Regions from separate parts of the Homo sapiens genome. Here all the other regions are linked to region 3. Evidence: chromatin contacts called from ENCODE Hi-C or POLR2A ChIA-PET data. All regions are on one chromosome and are shown on one strand. Each heading gives the region's core, a stretch centred on a gene start or an enhancer-like site at or near the end of the contact. The rest is flanking DNA. Distances are from core to core; before and after follow the strand shown.

What was found. Hi-C counts contacts between places; a loop is a spot of excess contacts on that map. ChIA-PET counts read pairs that join two places held with the same protein, here RNA polymerase II (POLR2A). Pooled maps may share reads with other maps.
Region 1: a loop to region 3 is called in a map with no recorded cell type, with 8 times the contacts of the local background. The contact joins two enhancer-like sites. A Hi-C loop is called at or near these places in 1 of 168 maps with a recorded cell type or tissue (posterior vena cava), 4 of 37 single-sample maps with no recorded cell type and 3 of 50 pooled maps.
Region 2: a pooled map shows a loop between it and region 3 (6-fold over the local background). The contact joins two enhancer-like sites. A Hi-C loop is called at or near these places in 2 of 37 single-sample maps with no recorded cell type and 5 of 50 pooled maps. POLR2A ChIA-PET finds 5 or more read pairs at or near these places in 2 of 52 experiments (GM12878 and activated T-cell).

What each region holds. Positions count from the first base shown.
Region 1 is chr7:94,159,514-94,162,278 of GRCh38, reverse strand. No RefSeq gene overlaps it. Among named protein-coding and RNA genes, the nearest start is that of BET1, 160 kb to the right of the region's middle. RefSeq lists an enhancer at 1,205-1,314. Within about 2 kb of position 1,383, at least 3 of the 41 ENCODE cell types and tissues checked have a DNase peak (open chromatin) inside an H3K27ac peak, as active enhancers do.
Region 2 is chr7:92,619,957-92,622,792 of GRCh38, reverse strand. All of the region lies in intron 6 of CDK6 (cyclin dependent kinase 6), which reads left to right. Among named protein-coding and RNA genes, the nearest start is that of FAM133B, 31 kb to the right of the region's middle. Within about 2 kb of position 1,577, at least 5 of the 41 ENCODE cell types and tissues checked have a DNase peak (open chromatin) inside an H3K27ac peak, as active enhancers do; they include GM12878, where a contact is called at or near this core.
Region 3 is chr7:93,164,195-93,166,934 of GRCh38, reverse strand. No RefSeq gene overlaps it. Among named protein-coding and RNA genes, the nearest start is that of SAMD9L, 17 kb to the right of the region's middle. RefSeq lists an enhancer at 1,177-1,246. Within about 2 kb of position 1,319, at least 4 of the 41 ENCODE cell types and tissues checked have a DNase peak (open chromatin) inside an H3K27ac peak, as active enhancers do; they include GM12878, where a contact is called at or near this core.

The sequences.
Region 1 (2,765 bases), core at 134-2,633, 1.0 Mb before region 3:
TTCTTAGCAGACTTGAGCTGAAACACCTTTCCTTTCTGTAACTTTTGCTTTCCTTCCCATATTGGTTGTCCATTGGATTTAGCCTCCTGCTTGTGACAGTAATTGAGTTTTAGCTTCTGTCACTCATTATTCAGAAGATTATCTATCTGATTAAGGTATTTCCAGTTTTCTCACCATTCCATATACTTCCCATCAAAACTGAGCCCTTGGTCAAACAGCAGAATATTGCTATATGCAAGAGGATACTTTAAAAATTAAGGGTATGGTGGCTCATGCCTGTAATCCCAGCACTTTGGGAGGCCTAGGTGGGTGGCTCACAAGGTCAGAATTTTGAGACAAGCCTGGCCAATATGGTGAAACCCCATCTCTACTAAAAATACAAAAATTAGCCAGGCATGGTGGTGGGTGCCTGTAGTCCCAGCTACTCGGGAGGCTGAAGCAGGAGAATCGCTTGAACTTGGGAGGCAGAGGTTGCAGTGAGCTGAGACCACGTTACTGCACTCCAGCCTAGGAGACAGAGCGAGACTGTCTCAAAAAAAAAAAAAAAAAAAGATATGAAAGCTTTGTAATCGCCACATCAATCAGTGTTCTGCAAGGTTACACAAGGAGGACAAATTCCATTGTTGACCACGAGGCTTTCCTATTGTATCCTAAGCCTTCCATGTTTTTGACTGTTTTTACTGCCTCATAGAATGAGCATATTGGTTTTCCAAGCAGGGCTGTAATTGATATTTACATAAAACTAGTAATATCTTGCATTATGTATTTGGAAAGACTAATTTACATGGGTCAAATAATGTTTTGACAAGAAAAACATGAATGATTTCAATAACTGGACCCCAAAGAAAAAAATTATAACAAGGAAAAAAGGAATCTGACATAATAGCTGGATTCTGAAAGTTGGAGGGGAAAAGAAATCAAAGCACCTGGACCAAGCCCCTCTGACAGTGTAATAATCTCAGGGAGAAAACATGCTGTCATTCTAAAGTGGGAGCTACATCTTCAGGGCCAAAACTTAAAGCTGGGAGTGAGTGTTTCCCTTTCTCCTTTTGAAGGGGACTACAGTTGCCACCCATGCTAATGATTAAGATCTTGTTCTTGTTCTTATCAATAACTGCTGTCTTATAATACACTATGAATCCTGGCTTTTATTTAAAGCTAATTCCTCCACGTGGACCATGCTTGAGAGCTCTGCCCTTAAAATGGCTATCCCTTTCTCTGCACAATCAACTTTTCTCTCCCAATGCAGCATACACAAATGCTGTAACGGCTCCACTTAAAAACAAAATAAAAAACCAAAACCAAAACCAAAACAAAAAAACACTTCTGTTTTTTGACAGTAGATTTGCCTTCAGCTGCCACCACATTTCTCTGTTCCTCTTTATGACAAAAAACTTCAAAGAGCAATGTTTCTGCCTATATCCATTTTCGTATTTAACATTCTCTATTCTACTACAGTCCTCATCATTCCATTAAAACTGCTCTTTCAAGTCACCAGTGACCTCTGTGTTATCAAACATTGTGGTCAATTTTCAGTCCTCATTTAATTTGGCTCTTCACTGTCACTTGACACTATTGATCTTTGCCTCCTTTTTGAAACAACTTTGCACTGATCCTGCAGGGCATCACCATCTTTTTTATTCTTACTTTAATTGCTGCTTCTTATCAGTCTCCTATTTTGATTTTTCTCCTATTCCCGGTCCTTAATGCTAGAGAACCATAGGGCTCAATTGTCTTTTTTTTTTTTATTATTATTATACTTTAAGTTTTAGGGTACATGTGCACATTGTGCAGGTTAGTTACATATGTATACATGTGCCATGCTGGTGTGTTGCACCCACTAACTCGTCATCTAGCATTAGGTATATCTCCCAATGCTATCCCTCCCCCCTCCCCCCACCCCACAACAGTCCCCAGTGTGTGATATTCCCCTTCCTGTGTCCATGTGATCTCATTGTTCAATTCCCACCTATGAGTGAGAATATGCGGTGTTTGGTTTTTTGTTCTTGCGATAGTTTACTGAGAATGATGATTTCCAATTTCATCCATGTCCCTACAAAGGACATGAACTCATCATTTTTTATGGCTGCATAGTATTCCATGGTGTATATGTGCCACATTTTCTTAATCCAGTCTATCATTGTTGGACATTTGGGTTGGTTCCAAGTCTTTGCTATCGTGAATAATGCCGCAATAAACATACGTGTGCATGTGTCTTTATAGCAGCATGATTTATAGTCCTTTGGGTATATACCCAGTAATGGGATGGCTGGGTCAAATGGTATTTCCAGTTCTAGATCCCTGAGGAATTGCCACACTGACTTCCACAATGGTTGAACTAGTTTACAGTCCCACCAACAGTGTAAAAGTGTTCCTATTTCTCCACATCCTCTCCAGCACCTGTTGTTTCCTGACTTTTTAATGATTGCCATTCTAACTGGTGTGAGATGGTATCTCATTGTGGTTTTGATTTGCATTTCTCTGATGGCCAGTGATGGTGAGCATTTTTTCATGTGTTTTTTGGCTGCATAAATGTCTTCTTTTGAGAAGTGTCTGTTCATGTCCTTCGCCCACTTTTTGATGCAGTTGTTTTGTTTTTTTCTTGTAAATTTGTTTGAGTTCATTGTAGTTTCTGGATATTAGCCCTTTGTCAGATGAGTAGGTTGCGAAAATTTTCTCCCATTTTGTAGGTTGCCTGTTCACTCTGATGGTAGTTTCTTTTGCTGTGCAGAAGCTCTTTAGTTTAATTAGATCCCATTTGTCAA
Region 2 (2,836 bases), core at 328-2,827, 540 kb after region 3:
TTCTTCGTGTGGCTGAGCTCCAGTTCTTTTAGTTCAAATACATTTTCTGCTTGTGGTCATTTCAAAAGCACCCACCATCAGAGATGGGATGCCTGGTGACCAAGTACCCATCCTTGTCCAGTGAGCTTCCTGTCCCCACTGAGTATCCTTGGTCACCCAGGTTGGTTCTGCGTTGTTTTGTTTTGTTTTCCTGGGCGAAGGATGGTATGCTACACATCTCATTTTTCTTTGGAGCACCAAAATAGAAAATGAGAACCCTAAGTCTTTGGCAAAATAACTCTGCAACTTTGAGAAAGTCATTTAAAACACCTCGTGAAGGGCTTACACAGTGCCTGGCACATAGTAAGCACTTTAAAAAGTTATCTATTACTGTTACTATTAGAGTTCATCATTAATTATTTAACCTTTTATTTCCTTAACTTCATCTGAGAAATGAAACTCTGACTTAAATTCTCTATAAGATCCTTTCTTGTGCTCAAATTCTTTGGTTTCAGTTACATCGCTCCTTGATGATTTACATAGTTTCATTCATGTCTGCATGTTCATGCATGTATGCATTCATGTTTCTAGAATGTAACTGGGGCACTTCTTCTGACAAAGCATGCAGTGTGGCATCCTTTTTTGGTTTTTTGTGTTTGAAAGGCCCATCCAAATTGGAGTGGAGTAGGAAAAAAGTGGGAGTTCTAGACCAAAAATAGCCCTGATCTTTGGTCTGTGACATTTTATAGGAATCCCAGTGATTTTTATGAAATTCGAAGTCTGTAAGACTGAAAAAAAAAAAAAAACCACCCCTAAAGAACAGATTTTCATATCAGCACTGTCTACTCAAGCGTGACTGCTTAAAACAGTTAATAAAACTGGAACCTGATTTTGTTCTTTTAGTGACTAGAAGCAGCTAGACTTCTGTTAATGCCAGTGCTACTGCTGAGTCAGAACATAGTAGCTTTAAGGCCTGAATAACATTTGCTAGTTTTTTATGCCTGGGGGCTTCCTGGGTCCAGGGCAGGTGATGCTACTGCTCCTACTACTGACCACTCTGTACAGTGGATAAATTCAACACAAAGCCTTCATGTTACCCCTGCTTCTGAATGGCAAGTTATTTAATCACTCGATGAACTCCCATCTATTTTTCCCCATGACTGTTGAATATATTTTGTGTGCATGTGATCATAAAGAGGAAACTAGGGAAAGCAGACATACTGATGACCTTCTGTTAAAAGGAAAGAGAATCTTGACTAAAGTCAGCTTGCCAGGACTTGAAAGCCATCACCTTCTTTCCCTTATTTATACTACCTGACAGTTGTGTCTACCTCCAGCACTGATGTCTGCAATCTTGTTAACATTGTTAGTGCCCCCTTAGTACATGAGGCCAGTGAAATGGACCAGAAGGAACATTTGACCGGCATGTTTGACCTGCTTCCAAAGAAAAGCCAGTTCTGCTTTTGGCAAAGTCCTGACAATCGTAGGTTGCCAACAGCAAAGAAGCTGTAGAGTTCTATGGTTTGTGCCTTTAGATTTTACTTTGTGGTTTCTGGCATTGTGTCATCAAAATTATGTTCTGTTTCCTCTGAATGCATTACCTTGCCAGAGAAAAGGGACAATGCTGCACCCTAGCGTCACTGCTGAAGTACTTGAAAAAATATTTCTGTCTCCTCCATCACTGCCATTTATAGATTTTGTGCCCTGTTGGGCTTGCCAATATAAATGTCAACTTTTAAGGCTTATATTCAGCAGTCCAAATAGTGGAATTAAGTGCAAGCATTTTTAATGGACCTATCAGAATTTCACAACACATATTTGGGCCATAAAAGTTCATTCTGGACATGAAACCAAATTTTTTTTAAGGAAAGCCATATTCACATACTCTTTTTTATTTTTTTCTTTGGAGACAAGGTCTTGCCCTGTTGTCCAGGCTGGAGTACAGTGGTGCGATCTTGGCTCACTGAAGCCTTGGCCTTCCGAGCTCAAGTAATCCTCCTATCTAAGCCTCCCAAGTAGCTGGGACTACAGGCACAGGGCACCACAACCAGCTAATTTTTATATTTTTTATAGAGATGGAGTTTCACCATGTTGCCCAGGCTGGTCTTGAACTCCTGGGGTCAAGTGGTCCACTTGCCTCGGCCTTCCAAACTGCTGGGATTACAGCCACCCCACCTGGTCCATGTTCACATACTCTTAAAGGGAAAAACATTTCTGTGTTTAGGAAGATTTAAGCCTTCAAGTAATAGCAAGTATTAAAAGTGAAACAATAGTTTTAGCCTGTGACATCTTAGAGCATTTTTAAGAATGATGTCATAGCTAAATGGAAATAAAATATTGGAATAGAGAGAACGGAACTCACTCTGGACTCTGTGACTGAGCTTGCTATCTGTGACTTTGGCAGTTCATTTTATTCCTCATTCTCAATTTCCCCATCTATAAAATGAGACTAATAACACCTGACTTACATGTCTTAGGAAATTATTACAGGAATCAGAGGAGGTGATAGACTTAAAGTTTTATATATATAGTTATGTGTTTGTTTAAAATTTTATATAAAATTATATAAAGTTATTTGTATATGTACACACATACAAACAGAGATGTGCTGTTCCTCTGAAGGCTTTTGGCATTCAGTTGATCATATACTTGCAAGATGTAATTAGATGTAGATACATTCAAAGCCACAAATAAAAAAGATTTTAAATATTTCTAGGAGTTATTAATATAATCAATTTCTAGCTGACTGGTGAATATACACAAAAATATTGATACACATAGACCTGACAACTAAAAAGGAATGAAAGGAAATTTTTAAAGCTCTCTAACAAGCATTTTTCATTCCCTCCTCTGCCCT
Region 3 (2,740 bases), core at 70-2,569:
TGATTCCAAAACACAACAAAAAAAAGAAAATTTCAGGCCAATATCCCTGATGAATATCCATGCAAAAATCCTCAATAAAATACCGACAAACCGAATCCAGCAGCACATCAAAAAGCTTATCCACCACTATCAAGTCGGCTTCATAACTGGGATGCAAGGCTGGTTCAACATATGCAAATCAATAAATGTAATCCATCACATAAACAGAAGCAATGACAAAAACCACATGATTATCTTAATAGATGCAGAAAAAGCCTTTAACAAATTCAACAGCCTCCATGCTTAAAACTCTCAATAAACTAGGTATTGATGAAACATATCTCAAAATAAGTTACCACAAGTTGCACAATGTGACCTTCAGCCATTATCTTCATGGTCCTGGAATGTGTGATACAAAGAACAATGTATAGCCAACCACTAATCAATGTTTTTTTTCTGTAAACCAATGAGAATTCCTGATGAGCAACTTTGTATAATCCCATTCCTGTCCCCCCTCTTCACCTTTAGAAACCTGCTTGTAACAAAGGCCAAATGGGGAGCTCATATCCAAATTTACTGAGGTCTGAGTTTTCTGGGCAACTGTTCTTACCTTGGCTTAAGTAAACTCTTTAAAATTATACTTTGTTCCTCAGCTTCTTCCTTTAGGTCAGCATGTCAAAATTACCATTTAAGTGTCATTATCAGTTTATTGCTCCTATGGATTCTGGTCCAGGTAAGCTGATCTCAGCTATGATTCTCTGTATTTGCTGGTGTCTCCAGATTTCAGGATGACAGTTTATTTTCTGACCTCAATTTTCTGAAGGTTTCAAGAAAAGCAATTGATTTTTCATTTTGTTCAAGATTTTTTTTGTAAAGATGGAAGTGACTATTTCCAAGCCCTCTATGTGTCAGAGATGAAAGCAGAAGTCGAATTTATTTTTTTATTTTATTATTTATTTTCTTTTCTGCTCCCATACTACAAGGAGAATTTATTTTTTAAAAAACAAAACTTAGCATCTAAAATTCCTTCTATGCCATATATTTATGTAATTGTAACCAAAACTTAGACATATTAAAATTTTAATGAGTTTTTTGAACATTTAACAATTCATGAATTACAAGCAGTTTAGCACTTTAGAAAGAGGGTGTGAGGGCAAAACTTTTATAAGGTGCTCATGGAAGCAAGACAAAGAAAATATTTGATTCATTAAAGTGGAAAGTCCCTAGTTAAGGGTTAGTTGGCAGTATCTGATCAGTTAAGCTAAAAGTTTCATTTTGCTATTTACGATGAGTTGGGTTTCAGTTTGCTTATATAGTTGGAAGTTTCTGATTGGTTAAGCTAAAAGTTTCATTTCACTATTTACAATGAGTTGGGTTTCAGTTTGCTTATGTAGGACCTAAGGCCTAAACCCATCTCAGCCTAATGGCCTCTCATTAATTTTGTAACACAAGTTTTTAAATCCAAAATACCTATGTTACACATATATATATATTATGTGTATATATGTACATACAATTTATTTATCTTTCCTTCAACTGTTGGATTTGAACTTTTTCTTGCTCTTCATTAGAACAATAAATATTCTTTTTTATGAACTTGTGTCAGTTTCTTTATGGCATAAACCTAGAAACTGAAAATCTAGATTAGAGACGTGAGTATCAACTTCTCTAGATACTAATTACTTTAACAACTTGTATTTCCAACAAGAATCTGAGAATTCTGTTTAACCTACTTTTTATAATACTTTTCCTACATAATGAATGTGAAATATTACCTTTTTGTAATTTTGACAAGTATTCCCCTTATTACTAGTGAGGTCGAGATATTTTCTTATATTTATTGGCCATTCAGGTTCTCTCCTCTATAAATTGATTTTTTACATATTTTAACCATTTTTCTATCAGGCTGTCATTTTGTATTGATTTGTAGGAACTCTTTCTATGCTGAATATTAATTCTTTGTTGATTTTATAATCCTGTGTTGATTACGTAACTTACTTTTTCTCCCTTATATGGTATCTTCTGATACAAAAAGTTTTTTTAATGTATAAAAATGTATTGGTATTTTCCTTTATGGTTTGTATTTTTGTGTCTTGTGGCAAAATTATTTTTCAATTCTCATGTTTTAAATGTTTTCTTCTGAAATTTTTTCCATTTCATATTTAGGTTTTTAATTCAACTAAATTGTTTTGTCAATTTCACCATGTAATTCAGTTTTCACTTCATATATTTCAAGGCTATGTTGTTACACACTCACAAATTCATTATTATTATATTCTCTTGGTAGAATGTTTTTTATCCCTATCAAAGTTTTCAGTCTTACATTTTATTTTATTTTAATATTGATATATCCTTTGTCTGGTTATTATTTGCCTAGTATATTTTTCAATACTTTCTTTCAAATCTCTGTGTAGTTTTTGTTTTAGTCGGATCTTTTATAAACAACATATAGTCAACATGATAGACTGTACTTCAATAAGTGAATTCAACTTATTTACATTCACTGTGATAACTATATATTCTTTTTCCTTTGTAATTCATGTTTTCTGTTTACCATCTTTCTTCCCCATTTCTTTTTTATTTCTGTTCCTCCCTTCTGGTAGATTAATAAAGTTTTCTACATTTTTTTTTATCTCCTACTCTCATGGAAACCCTAGACTATATTTTTCTTCCCTTAGTTGGCATCCTATATTTTTAATACATATATAGTTTTATTTTAAAATCTGGAATTAATCCACATCTTTATAGTCCTCCTAGAACA